Regions from separate parts of the Homo sapiens genome. Here region 2 is linked to region 1. Evidence: read pairs that join two places in POLR2A ChIA-PET (ENCODE). Cell type or tissue: Panc1. All regions are shown on one strand.

Region 1 (4,000 bases):
TGCCGAGCTAATTAGATAGGGGGATCCAACAGACCTAAAGGTTCTATGAATTAACCATCAGCTTGTGAGGAAAGAGTGCTATGAGAGTTTAGTTAAATAGGAATGACAAACATTCTCTGACTTAAATGTAAAAATGTACTCTCTTATTCCCTCTCAACTGAATGGAAAGTGGGAGGAAAAGACTCACGGAGCTGGAATCAAGAATAGAAACTAAAACATTGCCAGAGAAGGGGCCATAAAATAGTAGAGCCACACAAGAGAAGAAACCATAAGACAAGGAAAAACACACAAAAGAAAAGGGTGAAGTCAGAAGTGGGATGGGACAAGAATAGTATAACAAGAGGGGAAAAAAAGAAGACATTATGATCCCCAACCAGGAAGAGAAGGACAAATTCTCATGCTGAAAGGGCTGAGATGTGAGATCACTTGAGACCTGGAGTTCAAGTCCAGCCTGGGCAACACAGTGAGACCCCCATCAAAAAAAGGTCAGGTGTGGTGGCTCACACCTGTAATCCTAGCACTTTGGGAGGCCAAGACAGGTGGATCACTTGATCCCAAGAGTGCAAGACCAGCCTGGGCAATAAGGCAAAACCCCATCTCTACCAAAAATACAACAACAAAAAATTAGCAGGCATGGTGGCGCAGGCATGGTGGCACGCGCCTGTAGTCTCAGCTAATAGGGAGGCTGAGGTAGGAGAATCACTCAAACTCAGGAGGCAGAGGTTGCAGTGAGCCAAGATCACACCACTGCACTCCAGCTTGGGCAAGAGAGAAAGACCCTGTCTCAAAAAAAAAAAAAAAAAAAAGAAAAAGAAAAGAAAGGCCAGGTAAAATAGCTCACACCTGTTATCCCAACACTTTGAGAGGCCAAGGTTGGAGGATAACTTAAGCCCAGGAGTTCAAGACAAGCAAGACCCCTGGGAAACATAGGAAGACCCCGTCTACAAAAAAAACTTTAAAAATTAACTGAGTGTGGTGGTACATGCCTGTGGTCCCAGCTACTCAGAAGGCTAAGGCAGGAGGATCTCCTGAGCCCAGGAGTTAGAGGCTGCAGTGAGATATGATCATGACACTGCACTCCAGCCTGGGTGACAGAGCAAGATTGTCTCAAAAAAAAAAAAATTCTAGCATATTTTAAAATTAAAAATTAACCCATATCTGGCCAGGCACATGCCCATAATCCCAGCACTTTGGGAGGCCGAGACAGGCGGATCACCTGAAGTCAGGAGTTCGAGACCAGCCTGACCAACATGACGAAACCCCGTCTCTACTGAAAATACAAAAATTAGCCGGGCATGGCAGCGCACACCTATAGTTCCAGCTATTCAGGAGACTGAGGCAAGAGAATTGCTTGAACCCAGGAGGCGGAGGTTGCAATGAGCCGAGATCTCACCACTGCACTCCAGCCTGGGCGACAGAGCAAGACTGTGTCCCAAAAAAAAAAAAAAAAAAAAAAAAAAAAGCTGGGCACAGTAGTGGCTCACGTCTGTAATCCCAGTACTTTGGGAGGCCGAGGCGGTGGACCACCTGAGTTCGAGACCAGCCTGGCCAACGAAACCCCGTCTCTACTAAAAATACAAAAATTAGCCAGATGGGGTGGCAGGCACCTGTAATCCCAGCTACTCAGAAGGCTGAGGCAGGAGAATCTCTTGAAGCCGGGAGGCGGAGGTCGCAGTGAGCAGAGATCACGCCATTGCACTCCAGCCTGAGCAACAGAACAAGACTCTGCCTCAAAAAAAAAAAAATTGTAACCCATATCCCAGTATCCTAACAGATATTCATTTCTGGTTCCTTCTAGCATATATCCACAAGCCATTCAATTTTAAACTGATAATCACTCTATTCTAAAATGAACCCTGTCACCACATTCCCCTCAACCTGGGGGAACTTTATAGCCCCTCTATAAGCATCACAGGAGTCGTTGGACACAATCGGCTTTTCACCACATTCCTTCTGGGAGCCTTTACCTAACAAGTGATTTCAACTCTGCTTATTCAACCCCTCACCCAGAATACAGTCTTTGTTGCCTTTGACGCTAACTTTATAAAAAGGATTTACCACCTCTATGAGATCAAGTAATATACTATTTGAATCTTTAAACCAGTTTCAGTACCAAAACAACTTGCAAAGTCCAGACAATTAAGTCAATCAATAACTTCCAACATTCCCTCTGATCTCTATAATCCCAGGTCACCAAAGACAAAGGCAATATGATACGAACCATGACCTATCTTCCTAATCTGTAGGTCCTCAACCCTGGTTCTTTCCACACTGTCACTGCCCAAATCTTTCCACTATGCCCAAAACAATACTCACTCTTATCATACCAAATCTCAGGCTTCCTCAATCTTTCTGAACAATGGTCCTTCCACTTATTTACCTTGACTTAACCCTGGCTGTCCTCCTTCAAGTATTTTCTCACATTTCTCTCTTTACTACGACCTTTACCACCCCCGCCCCCAGAGCAAGATATGATTGTCATTCTCTTGCCTTTCTATCAAAGTTTCCAGATCATGATCATCTCCCTTTACGGTGTCACCTTTGAGATACACAGTTGTCTCATTATTTATGGGGACTGGTTCCAGGACACCCTTGCAGATACCAAAATCCATGGATGCTCAAATCCCTGATATAAAACACCACAGGCCAGGTGTGGTGGCTCACGCTTGTAATCCCGGCACTTTGGGAGGCTGAGGTAGGTGGATTTCCTGAGGTCAGGAGTTTGACACCAGCCTGGCCAAAATGGTGAAACCCCATCTCTACTAAAAATACAAAAATTAGGCTGGGTATGGTGGCTCAGGCCTGTAATCCCAGCACTTTGGGAGGTTGAGGAGGACAGGTCACTTGAGGTCGGGAGTTCAAGACCACTGTGGCTAACACGGTGAAACCCTGTCTCTACTAAAAACACACACAAAAAATAAGCCAGAAATCACTTCAACCCAGGAGGTGGAGGTTGCAGTGAGCCGAGATCCCGCCACTGTACTCCAGCCTGGGCAACAGAGCAAGGCTCCATCTCAAAAAAAAAAAAAAAAAAATTAGCCAAGCATGGTGGCAGGCACCTGTAATCCCAGCTACTGGGGAGGCTGAGGCAGAAGAAACGCTTGAACCTGGGGGGCGGGGGTTGCAGTGAGTCGAGACTGTGCCACTGCACTCCAGCCTGGGCAACAGAGCGAGACTCCATCTCAAAAAAAATAAAATAAAATAAAATAAAAAATTTAGTCTGGCATGGTCAAGAGGTTGAGATGGGAGAATTGCTTGGGCCCAGGAGTTGGAGGCTACAGTGAGCTTCAATCACCCCACTGCACTCCAGCCTGGGTGACAGAGTGAAACCCTGTCTATAAAAAAAAATTAAACTCAAGTAGTAGATGAGGTATTTGCAGGAAAATAAAATAATAAAGTATAGTATAGTAAATGCATACTCCAGTAACACAGCTTATTATGAACTATGTAATATATGTATATCCACTATATATTATGTACTGTATGTTATTGCAGTATCATCTAGTACTGAATTTTATAAAGTTTTAATTATTATATACTATATGTAATTGTACCTGCTATATTTTTATACAACTGGCAGCACAGGTTTGTTTACACCAGTATCACTATAAACAAGAGTAAATGCATTGTGCCACAACGTTAAAACAGCTACCCTATCACTATGCAACAGAAATTTTTCAGCTCCATTAACCTTATGGGACCACCACAGTATATGCAGTCCATCATTGACCAAAATATCATTATGTGGCACATGAATGTATTTGTAGCTGGGATTTAGTCTTAATGTAGTCCTTCTTTTTTCTGAGACACCCACTCTGTTACCCAGGCTGGAGTGCAGTGACAGGATCATGGCTCCCTGCAGCCTTGACCTTCCAGGCTCAGGCAATCCACTCACCTCAGCCTCCCACGTACCTGGGCCCACAGGCACATGCCATCGTACTCAGCTAATTTTTTAAAATTTTTTATAGGAGGGGGGGGGTCTCACTATGTTGCCTGGGCT
Region 2 (4,000 bases), 120 kb before region 1:
TTTTTCTTCTTCCAAGTATTTCCAATCCACAGTTGGGTGAATCCACAAATACATGCTTTCTATATTTGTGGATACATGCTTTTCCATTATAAACTTGGTCTTCCCATCCGTGAAGGAGGACCAAGCGTATAATGAACACCCACATATGAACCATCTAGCTTGAGAAATAATACATCTCAAAAATACAGAAGGTTCTATGTGCAGTCTACTCAATCACATTCCCTTCCTTCCTTCTCAAAAGTAACCATTCTAAGACAGAGTTTACCATGCACACTTTTGTAAGTCTTACTAGAAATATATATATATATATCTAAACAAAAAAAGTACCACTTTAAATATTATATACTATACTATATCTTTCTGCAACTCATTTGTTTCATTCAATATTCCACCTGAAGGCCAGGCACAGTAGCTAATGCCTGTAATCCCAGAACTTTAGGAGGCCAAGGCACGAGGACTGGTTGAGGCCAGGAGTTCAAAATTAGCCTGGCCAACATAGCAAGACTCCGTCTCTACAAAAAATATCGAAAATAAAAGTACAAATAAATTACACCTGAGATATGTTGATACGCAGAGTTCCAATTCCAATTGTTTTAATTGTTATATAGTTATATAGTATTCCACAATGTGAATTTCCCCGAATTTTTTTTTCAGAATGTTAGTAGTTATTTAGGTTGTTTCTAAATCTTCATAATAGCAAACAATGCTGCAATGGACAGTCCCATACACGACCCCTTGTGAAAATTTTTCTGGGGCATAGGAGCAGAGGAAAGATATGCACACCTTCAACTTCAGTAACTGTTAAACTGGTAATAACAATGTACACTCCCACTTGCAGTATGCGAGTTCCCATTGCTCCACACCTAGATAACTGTACCACCAGAAATCTCCACTTTTGAAGTCTTATGGGTGTGAATTGGTAAAGTCACTGTGGTTTTATCTGTATTTCCTTAATTACTTGTGAGGCTGAACAAATGTACATGTGTTTGCTGGGCTTTTAGGTTTCTTCTTCTTCTGTCAACTGTCTCTAATATCCATTACTTTTCTACTGGGTCATCTTTTTCTTACTGACTTGTAACAATTTTTTTATACCCTTGACACTAATCCTTTGTTAGTTAATACGTATGGCAAACACTTTCTTCATATCTGAGTTTGGCTTTTCACTGTTTTCACGGTGTTCTGACAGAATTTTTCAATTCTTTTAACTTGTATTTTTAATTAAATTTAAACAATTAATTTAAACAAATCTAATTAAATCTTTAATTTTTTTTTTTGAGATGGAGTCTCACTGTGTCTCAGGCTGGAGTACAGTGGCACAGTCTCAGCTCACTGCAACCTCCACCTCCCAGGTTCAAGCAATCCTCCTGCCTTAGCCTCCCGAGTAGCTGGGACTACAGGCGTGTGCCAACAAGCCCGGCTAATTTGCATATTTTTAGTAGAGACAGGGTTTCGCCATGTTGGCCCGCCTGGTCTTGAACTCCTGAATTCAGGTGATCCACCCACCTCGGCCTCCCAAAGTGCTGGAATTACAGGCGTGAGCCACCACGCCCAGCCTAAATCTTTAATTTTTTATTTTAATCTGTTCCCTTACAGTGTTTGTGCTGTGTGTTGGTTATTCTTGGCCCTTTACTATTGCAATCCATTAACATGTTATCTCTCTCCATTTGTTGAATTCCTCTTCGTCTTTCAATACAATTTTGTAAGAAAAGTCTTACACAGCTTGTCAGAGAATGTTCTCACACGGCATTTTTCCTGTTACTATTGCAAATATTTTTTAGAGTTTTTGTTTGTTGCCATTGTTTACAAACTCAGTTTTAGTATACAGAACTCATTATCCCAGACTAAACTCATTAAGTCTAATTAAGTTTTTAAGGGATTTAAATTCTTTCAAGTTTAGCCAGTAGGTAACTGAAGTAGCCTGCAAACAGCTCCGGACTGAAGAAAACTATTAGTCCTACTTTCTACTCCTTCAACTTTCTCAGCATCAGTAGGAACGAAGAATTATTCTTTCTCAACTCATAGCTACTTTCATATCATCGTAGTTAATGAGATGACAGGAAAAGTACAATGTCTGGCACAAAATATCTTCCTTCTCTACTCTTTCTCACAGCCCAATCCATAATCAATATAAGGCTTACTAAAACAGAAAATGAAATAAATTTTCCTGAGCAAGTCATCATTCCTTTCATATTTTCATCTCACCAGTGAAACAGGAAGAAAAATTTTCCTACCTGTATCTCACCTGTTCAACTAGTAAAGTAACCAAATTTAGAATGTAATGCCTATTCTTAAATGATAAAAGAAACTAACCTTTGTTGAGTAGTCCACTTATATCAGTTATTATGCTAGTTGCACATACTACCTCATTTAACACTTCAAATGGGGGCATTTTCCTCATTTCATAGGTAAAGAATCTGAGGTTCAGAGAGATTAAAGATTTGCCCAAGGTTAAATACCTACAAACTAGCAAAACTAATATTTTATAATACCAGTCTATCGGGCTCCAAAAGCATGTTATTCACATTTACACACTGCCTCCTACCAACGACCAAAGAAAATTAATTACCCAAATTCTAGTTCCTCTCCTCATCTATACTAATCAGAAAAAAAGCTAGAGGAAGAAGGAACCAGATGAGTTACCCAGAGCTCCTGAACAGAACATCTCATTTTGTTTCTGGTTACAAAACTACAAAAACAACAATCCAAAGAGAAATAAGACTTACGGCTGTTTGAATGACTGTGTGTGGGCCGCTGTGGTCTTCAGGTGAGCAACATTAATTTCCTCTGAGAGCTCTTCTACAGTCTCAATGTCCACGTGCTCCTCATCATCCTCAATGTATTCTACACAGTTATTCTGAAATACATCATTATAAAAGTAAATAATGTATTGAGTGGCAAGCACACCTAAACTTTTCAAATGTTTGTTCCCCTTATAAAACCAACTAATGCCAGACATTCATGTTATATCATGAGTACTGATAATCCTAAGATTGTTAGTCATAATAAGGAATTAAGACAGAAAGATAACATATCATTAGAATTAACAATCAAGAACTATAAGTCATATATATATGTGAGCCGTGGTGGCTCACACCTATAATCCAGCACTTTGGGAGGCCCAGGCAGGTGGATCGTTTTGAGCTCAGGAGTGCAAAACCAGCCTGGGCAACATGGCAAAACCCTGTCTCTACAAAAAATACAAAAATTAGCCAGACATGGTGGTGCTCGCCTATAATTACAGCTACTCGGAAACCTGAGGTGGGAGGATTGCTTGAGGCCAGGAGTTCGAGGCTGCAGTGACCCAAGACTGCACCACTGCACACCAGCCTGGGAGACAAGAGTAAGACTGTCTCAAAACAAATTAAATAAAAAATAAATAAACAGACATAATTAAACTTAACAGCATCCTCAAAGGACTGCACTGATGCTTCAGTGTTATTTCTAGTGGACAAAATTCAGGCACAGATATATTAAGGTTTCATAAATCTTAAGATTAAATAACAGTAAAATAAAATTTGGTGAAAGAAATATAGAAAGGAGAAAAATTCAAGTGCCACTTTAAGGGGGCTTCATGACCAACATCCTATCAGATGCCCACAAATCAACACACATTAGCATACACAGGCAGGTATAGAAATAGGATACAGCCTAGTCCTGCAACTCTCTCAAAACCACAAAATGAGAGCTTGTAAGGAATTTCAGGTTTCAAAAAAGCCCACGATTGCTGTATTTCCTTATTATACCAAAAAAGGAGTCAAAGTGTTTACTGAGCACCTGTCACAGAAACTTGCTAAATATTTTATGTAACACTAGAGTTATGTGGATATATAGGATAAGCAGATCTTTTTAAGTCCACCTTTACAAATAGTATTTGCTTGCAACATTTCTGTGCCCCCTCAAAAAAAAAAAAAAAGTGTTTACTATGCCAGAAACATAGTAAATGAGCCCACCTCCCGGGATTCAAACGATTCTCCTGCTTCAGCCTCCCGAGTAGTTGGGA

Evidence for each region. ChIA-PET counts read pairs that join two places held together with the same protein. Peaks named below come from ENCODE experiments on the same cell type or tissue, not always from the same donor. Only the 100,000 strongest peaks of a DNase experiment are listed, where the experiment ranks them.
Region 2: POLR2A ChIA-PET joins it to region 1 with 9 read pairs; 7 of 35 experiments call an interaction of 5 or more read pairs at or near these places.

Annotation. Positions count from the first base shown.
Region 1 is chr15:41,635,495-41,639,494 of GRCh38, reverse strand. It overlaps a transcript of MGA not described here. Among named protein-coding and RNA genes, the nearest start is that of MGA, 23 kb to the left of the region's middle. In Panc1, no CTCF peak of the experiment used is centred here; no DNase peak of the experiment used is centred here; H3K27ac peaks cover 722 bases.
Region 2 is chr15:41,753,291-41,757,290 of GRCh38, reverse strand. MGA (MAX dimerization protein MGA) reads right to left here. Exons shown (of 24, transcript NM_001400225.1): 18 at 2,724-2,854. Among named protein-coding and RNA genes, the nearest start is that of MAPKBP1, 19 kb to the left of the region's middle. In Panc1, no CTCF peak of the experiment used is centred here; no DNase peak of the experiment used is centred here.